2 separate regions of the Homo sapiens genome follow, and region 2 is linked to region 1. A link is a contact called in ENCODE Hi-C or POLR2A ChIA-PET data. All regions are on one chromosome and are shown on one strand. Each heading gives the region's core, a stretch centred on a gene start or an enhancer-like site at or near the end of the contact. The rest is flanking DNA. Distances are from core to core; before and after follow the strand shown.

What was found. Hi-C counts contacts between places; a loop is a spot of excess contacts on that map. ChIA-PET counts read pairs that join two places held with the same protein, here RNA polymerase II (POLR2A). Pooled maps may share reads with other maps.
Region 2: a loop to region 1 is called in a map of endothelial cell of umbilical vein, with 5 times the contacts of the local background. The contact joins two enhancer-like sites. A Hi-C loop is called at or near these places in 2 of 168 maps with a recorded cell type or tissue (MCF 10A and endothelial cell of umbilical vein) and 2 of 50 pooled maps. POLR2A ChIA-PET finds 5 or more read pairs at or near these places in 1 of 52 experiments (MCF 10A).

Annotation. Positions count from the first base shown.
Region 1 is chr1:97,899,352-97,904,010 of GRCh38, forward strand. The region is part of intron 1 of DPYD (dihydropyrimidine dehydrogenase); the gene reads right to left. Among named protein-coding and RNA genes, the nearest start is that of DPYD, 19 kb to the right of the region's middle. Within about 2 kb of position 1,805, at least 3 of the 41 ENCODE cell types and tissues checked have a DNase peak (open chromatin) inside an H3K27ac peak, as active enhancers do; they include endothelial cell of umbilical vein, where a contact is called at or near this core.
Region 2 is chr1:98,324,134-98,328,792 of GRCh38, forward strand. No RefSeq gene overlaps it. Among named protein-coding and RNA genes, the nearest start is that of LINC01776, 120 kb to the left of the region's middle. RefSeq lists an enhancer at 1-546. Within about 2 kb of position 2,063, at least 8 of the 41 ENCODE cell types and tissues checked have a DNase peak (open chromatin) inside an H3K27ac peak, as active enhancers do; they include endothelial cell of umbilical vein, where a contact is called at or near this core.

The DNA.
Region 1 (4,659 bases), core at 555-3,054:
TAAATGTGTGCCATGTAACTCCATTGGGAGAGGACAACTGAAAGCTTGTGGGTGACTTCCTCTGAACTTTGACAAATGCGCCTTTTCCCTTTGTTTCTTTTAATTTATTCTTTCACCATAATAAACTATAACCATGAATACAACAACTTCTATATCCTGAGGGTATTTATAGTAAATCAATTGTGCCTGGAGGTGGTCTTGGAACCCCCAATACAAAATGTACATCTATTCCCTAGTGTCCCACCTTGAGTGTATGCAGAATTCCAGTAAGAGTATCATACTCTAGTGGCCACTCCTTCACATGGCTTAATTTTATAGAGCACCTGGACAAACAATACAGAAAAATTTTCAAAATGGCAATACGTAATTTCTTTACTCACTTTTATATAGGAATCTTAGGTAAATGTATTAGAGATTGATACGTGGTCATGGGACCATGGGCTTTAAAGTAGAAAAAGTTAACTTATCACAGATACTCCTGAATAAATCAGCTGCATCAGAATATCTCAGATTTCCCTACACATCTATCAATTATACATGGATAGGCCTTGGGAATCAATCAGTTTAACAAATGTCTGTGGCAGACTTTGCAGCTCTCCTGCCTCAGTATGCACTCCATCCTTCCTTCTTAGTAGCAAACCCCTATTACATTTTGGGAGCCATAGTTCTCAGCTACAGACTATAATTCCCAGGCTTTGACAAGCCATTCAGCTAAGTACCAGGAAATAATATGCATTTAGAAGTGTGTATCTTTTAAGGAGTCTCATTAAAGGGAGAGGTATACCTTGTTTTTCCTGTTCTTCTCTGCTTTTGGAGCTCTAGCTGCTAACTTCAACAGAGAGGTGAACTTGAGGATATCAGAATGGAAAGACAGAAACCTGTTGACAACAAAAAGGTGCTATACGCACTCTAGTATCTATCTCTGGACTTCTTTTACATGAGGAATAAATAAAGTTCTGTCTTCTTTAAGCCGCTTTTAGCAATTTTTCCCATGTTATACCCCAACACCTGGTTTTTACAGTGCCCAAGGTGATTCTGGTGGTCAACTAGGTATGGGAAGGACTGATAGTCCAATCAACAAGGCAAAATATTCAAAACCAGGGTGCATGGAAACTTCAAAATAAAAGCATTTGGCTTATGTACTTAAAAGATAAGTGGGAAATCACATCAGCTTAAGTATTTTTCTTGAAATCCATCAAATGTCAAAAATCCTAAACCAAAACTTACTCATTTCAAAGAATGATCAATGGAAATTTTATTGTGCCAGCACAAAAAAAGTAATTCATTTTCATCTCCATTCATTGACTGCTAATAGGTTTCTCCATTTTAACTGACATAATTTTTTTACAATATAGCATAATGATGTGAATAAAATATATCCAATGCTCCTTTGCAAACTGTTTTTTGAAAATCTCCCATGCACACAACTCCCTCCCCAAAATCCACACTTCCAACCAGTCTGTTAAATCCCTCCCTCCTATCAAGCCGCAGTAGATAACACATTTCTGTGCTCCCAAGATACACCATGCAAAACACCCTATCTCTATTAATATTCTAACTTGATTTCTGGATGTGTTCTCAGTCTAATATATACTTCAACAATAAGACAGTTTAGCAACTTTTTATCAAAATTTTATAATGTCTTTTATTCGAAAAAAATTATATTAAAAAATGATATAAGAACATTTTTTAATGTTCTTATATCAGATGACTATTTGGTAATACCTGATGTTGAATGAGAGCTTACAGTATGCCAGGCACCCCTTCAAGTGTTTTTCAAGTACAGATGAGAAAACTAAATCACAAGGAGATTGAGTAACTTCCCCAGGAAGTAACAGAGATTCTTAACCCACATATTTTGGCTTCAGATTATGGACTGTTATTCACTACTCTGTACTTCTTCTATGGGCAGCTAATATTAGTTTCATTTTAATGTAGTAACTCAACGATTGCTGCATATTCACTGTAAATACTGAAATCAATTTTGCGCTGGTGCAGCTACAGAAACAAGACCTGAAATAAGTCAGATTAAAGAAAAGTCTATTATATGCTGATTAAGCCACAATATATACCAAACTTCCTGGTACACATTGCTTATATAGTGTTACTTCAAATGAAAAGAAAGAGACAAACCTCAGAAATATTGTTAAGGAAGCTCTAGCAGGACTTGATAACAATGAGTATAGGTTGTAAAGAGACAGAAAAGTAAATACACCTCCCATATTAACAATTTGTGATTATAAGGGGAATAGTATGCACAGAAAATAAAAGTTGGGATAGAAAACTGGCTTAGAAAAAAATATTTAGTACTGTTTGGCTCATCACTTGAATAATGGTGTCATCTTACAAATGACATATAAGCAGCAACAATAACAAAAAACTGACAGTGAAATACAGCATGTCTCCAGTGCCTTTCAATTAATTGTTGGATTTGAATTAAGTTCACACATCTTGTCTAAAAAGCTAAGATTTTTCTTTAATTGTAAAAAAATCACAGATGCTCTGGTATCAAAAATACATTTACCATTCAGAAATGTCAGGTAATGCTACTTCCATTAAAATAGAAATTCTGGGTTTAATATTTATCAATTTATAAAATAGTTTACATATATTATTAAACCCTCAAATTCTTGTATTCCAATTGAAATCCACATAGTCTAAAATTCTCTGCTTATATGCCTGTCTGCCCCACTAGCCTTTCAGCTTACTGAGTATGATGACTGGCTATTACCCTTCTCAGTATCTCCAGGAACTTATATAAGGCATAAATATAGAGACTTGCAATAAATTGAATTGTATCTCCTTAGAGTGTAAGAGCCACAAGGGACCTCTATTTACAGATGCGCCTAGTGAAGTAAAAGAACAATCCATATTAAAGACTGAGTCAAGATTAGAACCAAGTCTCCTAACTCTATGACATCACCACACTCATACAAAAATATCACTACAATGAGGCTCCTGAATACTTTGAATTATCCATGACTTTACATTGCCTACGAGCCTACTTCTGATAAGAAACCATACTTGAAAGTAGCATAAGAGCAAGAATTAGAAGATGCATAAATAATATAGACCAGAGAGGCATAAGAGGTCAGAAGTTCAGTGTTTTGGATTTACTGGGTAAAACTGGTTTTCTTTAATTTCCATAGGAAAGATTACAGGATGCCCACATGTCAAGTAATTCTTTAATCATTAAGTTTGCTGTTTCCATTGAAATGTTATTCATCTCAAAGATATGTAAATTATCACCATCACTTTAATACAATGCTTCCTACACTTTCTCTGTCATTTTAAAGATTAAGACTGAAAATAAATTAAAAGCAGGGGTATGTTGCTATATAATAAGAGGTAATTTCATCAAATTAGTAACATTCAGATTCTAATGAGATTTCTTTATTATTTTAGACACAGAATATTTTCCTAAAGGAGCATACTAAACAAAACAATCTACCTTTTAAGACTTTTCTTAAATGGAGCATACCACTAGAAAACAAACAGCTATTATTTTTCATTTCAATCTAAATAACTGCAATAACTTCCAGGTGTTTAGAAAGAGGTACCTCCCAACACTACATAGTTCCACGCTTTCTTTAAACCTTCCTAACACTTAGACTTACTCAAAGATATAAACATTATTCCAAAGGATGATAAATATTGCATCGTAATTAAGGTTACTGGGCTGGCACAGAAGAGAATTTGACTTAATGGGAGACTTCTGTGATGGAAATTAATAAGTTTGCCACTTAATTACAAACAGTGTGGGTTGTGAGCAACATTCATACTATTTACACACTTGTTAAGATTTAAGTAAGAAAAGGCTTGATAATACATCTCTTATTTACTACGAAGCAAAATTAAAACTTGAAAACTAGAAACAATCTATATTTAACAATATCACAAAGAATGAAATAGCTCCGATTTCTTTTGCTTTAAAATTTGTTTTACTGAATATAATACATATTTATTTTTAAAAGTTTTAATCCGAATGAATGATAACCCCCTAAAATGCAGGTTATAGAGCTGGATGAAGCATGTGAAAATTTTTAGAAACGTATGTAAATGGTGTTTCTCACAATTTATGGATCAGTTCTGTCTATCAATTCCAAATTTGAGTTTTTGTCATAACCAGAATCTTGAAATGGTCAAAACATGTTGGTCTAGCAAATCAATATCTAACATGGACAACGCTAAGTAAATGTCCTTGGTTATTAAGTTAATTATATATTAACATATAAGTATGTTTAATATCAACAGTATCTTTTTAAAACTATTCCTTAGAAAATCTTTCTTGATACTGTCTTACAATTCATCTTTTTTCACATTCAGGCCCATTGTTTGGTAATTTTAAATTACTTCAAACTATACTAGAGGAACTAAGAAATCCAAATATCTAGAGTTTTAAAATGTTAATTCAAACTTTAGGCAGCCTTTTAAAAAGCTGCCTTTCCAAGACTGCTAGGCAAATGGCCAACAACAACATTTTAACTGTCCAAAAATCTGACGGCTGAATAAAAATTTGAATTTTACTAGCAAATGAATTAAGAGAAACAGCTAAAGTGTTGCTTCTAGAAAGGGAAATAGGAGAAGATGGAGAGGGGTGAGGTGAAAGCTAGACCCAGTGGGCACTGGAGAGAGGATAGCTAACATCTATTTCCAACT
Region 2 (4,659 bases), core at 813-3,312, 430 kb after region 1:
TCTCCAACTTTTGGACCAATTCTATAGCACCATGATGAAGGGCCTTTGCTTCTGCAGGTCACCCATACCACCAAAGCCAATAAATGTGGTTTTGCTCTGTTCTGAGGAGTTTCAGTTCATGCCTGTGGGTTCCAGCTCTTTCTTAATATCCTTGTATTACATCATGTTCTCTTTTTCACTGTCTGCCCTCTGGACTTCATGCCCAAGCAGCAGACACAAAGACAGCAGCCTTACGGAAAGTGTTTAGCCCCCACAATGGTATCAGGCAAAATCCCTGTAACAGACTTGTCTGTTACTGACTTGACTGATCATAAATGAAAGTAACGTGTTTCCAACATTTTGCAGAAAAGTCGCATGATTATTAGTAGTATAATACTTATTGCTATGTTCACAATGGCTTGTGTTCAATACTACTCATCTTCATTTTTGTTGACAAGTGTCATGTACAAGGATAAAATTTTTGCTGAAATCATACCTTTTTCTAAGAAGTCTATGCTGCTTTAATTTAGCTCACTGAGTTGTTCCTTAAAATGATTTTTCTTAATCTATTGGTCTGACTATAAGCAACTTATTCTTTAAGTCTAATAAAGAGAGATTGAGTGTACCTATTTTCTTTATTTATGAATTATACTTACATAGAAATCTATCTGCTCATTACAAGACTATTGGTTAAGATAGGTATAATCACGACTGTCACAAAAATGTTATTCAAAGTTCCATCATGATCATAGAACCTCATACCTCATCTTGAAATTTTGAGGGATACAAAATTAAGACAGTAAGAGAGGAGAGAGTGACAGAGACATACAAACAAAAAGAGAAAATAAAGAGAAAGAGAAAGTGAATGAGAGACAGAAATGTGCTTTTAAAGAAGTTAAGATAATAGTAACTCTGAGTTGCTCCAGAGGAAAGGAATACAAATTTCTCTGTATTAGAGGGATTTTCTGTTTTTGGGAAAAGAAGTCTTAATTTTGGCTTGAATATAGAATCAAGCCATTTTAGTCATTTTATTTGAATTAAGACTTTCAAGTTCTGAAAGCTATCAAGATAAACTTAATGTCATTACAAAATAGTGAAAATACAATAATTGCAAAGTGTAATTTCAGTGAAGCCAGTACTGCTGCTGGAGGTTCTGGATAAATGTCCCTTACACACAGGGTGTAGAAAAGGTTGGGACTGACTGAAAGTGTCTGGAGAAAATGGGAATGCTGCCTATGATGTACTCATTAGTGGAACAGGTCTGCCATTGTTTCTGAGAAGAAAATGGAGACTGAAGGCAATGTTATTCTGAAATTACCTAAATAACTAAAATTATGAAAATATACATAAATAAAAGTTAAAAAATCAATTATTTGAATTATTTAGGAAAAGGAATCAGGCCTGAGTTGGTATCAGTTGAGCCCAATCGCTTAAGTATGATTTTAAGGAGGCTTTTGCAATGTTCAAATGCATTGATTTGTTATTCAACTCTACTTCTCTTTCCATAGGTAAATAAACTTTCTGCCTCATGACTCCTTCCCTTCTTCCTTCTTTTTCAAATGCTCAAATCTGCTGTAGAGTAAGTAAATCTTCTATTGGCAATGAGTCCCACAAAGAAATAATGTCTTCGTTTGTTCAGGTATCATGTTTTGACAAGAAGAATCTTGCTGTTCCGTTATTTTCTAATCTTAACTGGATTCAACCTGTTAGTCATTAAACTCCCTAGCAGATGGAAAGAATAGTCTGTAGTGGTAGTTCCCCAAACACCGTGACTTCAAGGGGTCTGATCATCCAGATAGATATCAAACAGTACTTATATACTGAAAAAATGACACTTCATATATATGTACTATGTTTCATATGTATGCAGATACTAATTGATTGATAAATTAGAAATTTGTTTAAAAACATTCCCGAATTTAAACTACTTTTTTGGGCACTTAGTCACTCTAAAGTAAAAATGTAATTTCCATTATACGTGATTGCTCGGTTTTAAAATGCTGCCTTTTTCTTTTGATGTACTTTTTATTTTTTGTCAAAACAAGGGGCTGGGCATGGTGACTCATGCTTGTATTCCCAGAGCTTTGTGAGGCTGAGGCAGGAGGATGGCTTGGGGCCAGGAGTTTGAGACTAGCTTGGGCAACATAGTGAGACACTGTCTCTAGAAAAAAATTTAAAAATTAACCAGGCATGGTGGCACATGCCTGTAGTTCCAGCTACTTAGGAGCCTGAGGCGGGAATATTGCTTGAGCTCAGGAATTAGCAGTTACAGTGAGCTATGACTGTGCCACTGCACTCCAGTCTAACTGATAAAGAAAACAATGTATTTTATTGCTTAGAAAGCCAAGTAATTTAAAAATACACATTTTGTAGATATACATATATGTTCATATGTGTATATATATACAAGAAAGGGTGTATTTAAAATATTCTTATTGATAGGGCTACTAATAAAAAAAATAAAGCACTCAGTTATAGTCTATGATTTTTTTTTGTCCTTGATGCATCAGCAGTCATTTTTTAAACCACTGTTTTCCAGAATTTGGTAAAATTTTCTTATCCATTGATGGCTTCTTTCTTTTCTGGAGATAATATGGATTCATATCTTTAGATTTTTTACAGGAATTTTGTTAGGGAAATGGGATAAACAAATGTCCTTTAGCTATCATTTTTAACCAGAAATCTCTTTTCAAAAGTTTTAACATCAAGAAAGAACCCTCATGCTTGGAAACACTGGGAACCACTGGTGAAGAGCAAGAGCCCTGGGAAGAATCAGGATTTCACTTGGCCTCTGCCACTGACGTGCGGCATGACTGTGGACCAGCGACCTGCACCTCTTGTGCCCCAGTTTACTCCTCTGTGAAATGAACACTCATGCGAGATGATGGCTAGACTGTCACCAGGTCTCCTATTTGCTAGTACGGTGCCCTCTTTGACCAGCAGAATAAAGATGGATAGGTGTTCTACCTACATACAGTCATCAAACTCATCAAACTGTGAGCAGGAAGAGAGAAAAGACTGGGAAACTGAGCTAGGTGGAGAGGCAGGAAACAAGGTGCTAATAAAGGAAAGAAACTTTGAAGGTGACAGAGTCCGAGGTTGAAGCATAAATATTAGAGAAGCTTGTGTCAAATCCAAGGACTACGTCAACACGGTCCTTAGCATGAAAGGGAAATTGACTTGGCAGTAATAATCTAAACAGAACTAGGAGGAGAAAATATAGGAAAAAAGGCCAAGAAATAGGCGGTTGTGGTAATTAAAACAGGAAATAACTGAAGCCTGGATATGTACCCTGGCAGGCGGAGGAGCAAAGAGGGATTTTATGTTTCACTTAGAGTGATAGGGATGAATACAACCGTATCCCTTAATTATTTTTCTCTAAAATAAACTGGCATGTTTCTAATAATGAGAAATCTACATGTTTCTAATAAAAAGACATTCTAAAACAGTTTGGTCTGGATTAAGACTAGGAGGTTGAAAAATATGAGTTCTGACTAAACGCAGATGAATCTGGAAAGAAAACCACCACCACCACCACCAAAAACAAAACAAAAAGAAAACTCTGATATAGCCAAACAAAATAAACAGCAATTTCAACTGGCTGGTTTTCTTGCTCGTGGTTGTGAGCCCAGATAAGGAGCTTTGTGGTGGTGGGAAGGCAATGAAGCCTTAATTGCCTATTAACTGGCTCCTTCTGGTTGCATCCTCTGTGCACTCTGTCGCCTATCCCCTGACTGGGCCACTGCCGCCTATGCTAAATGGGTTCTGATCAGCTAAAAATCACACAGTAATTTAAGCTGGAAATTTTAGTTAAATCCAGACAATTCCCCAGCATCTTTTCAAAAGGATGAAGGCTTTAATCAGTACAATACAAACCATGGGGAATAAGGGAGAGATCAGGTCAGAATGTGGGTCAGAAAAACTCTAGAGGAAGTGCTAATGGGATAAGGGCACCTGAGCTTTTTATCTTATTAGCGCTTCCCATGTCAAATTAGCAAAACGGTTCAGGCACTAAAGTGTTAGATAAAATGCTCATATGGTATGTGTTCCCCAGAAAGATTCTCGGAGTGCCTCTTCCAAGATGATTCAAGTTTTCTTCGCTTTTCTTTTTTACCTTTGGAGGTAAGTATGATCATGGTAAGTCAGACTCCTGGTGACCTCAGTGGAAATATGGCTTTGTCAGCAGGGCTACCACATTACAAAATTCTAGACAACACCATTCACAAAGAATATAATGTGAATGGTGCCCATGAAGGCATGCAAAGCGGGAGCTGTGCAATGCAGTGGCCTTTCATCAGGACAGATTTCCTTTTCGTAACCATGGAGTAAAAATATATATATTCCAGGAGCTGCACCTTGAAAATATACTTGTGACTTAGAACTGCAGTATTTACTTAAATAGCAGGTGTGCAAATCAGTGTCATCTGAGTATCTTTTTCAATATTCACATGTCAGTGCCCTTTCCCATCTTACTTTTTGCATCACATGGATAAGTAATTAGCATTTTAAAGGACGTAGGCAGTTATTTTAAAAATCTATTCATTCAATAAATACTAAGAACTTTCCATGTGGAGCCACACTGGTCCTCTCTCAGTTAAGTTACCAAACAGAAGTAAAGCACTTAGAACAGTGTTAGCTGTGAATTTTATTATCATTATTAGTTTTTAAACATACCAAGCT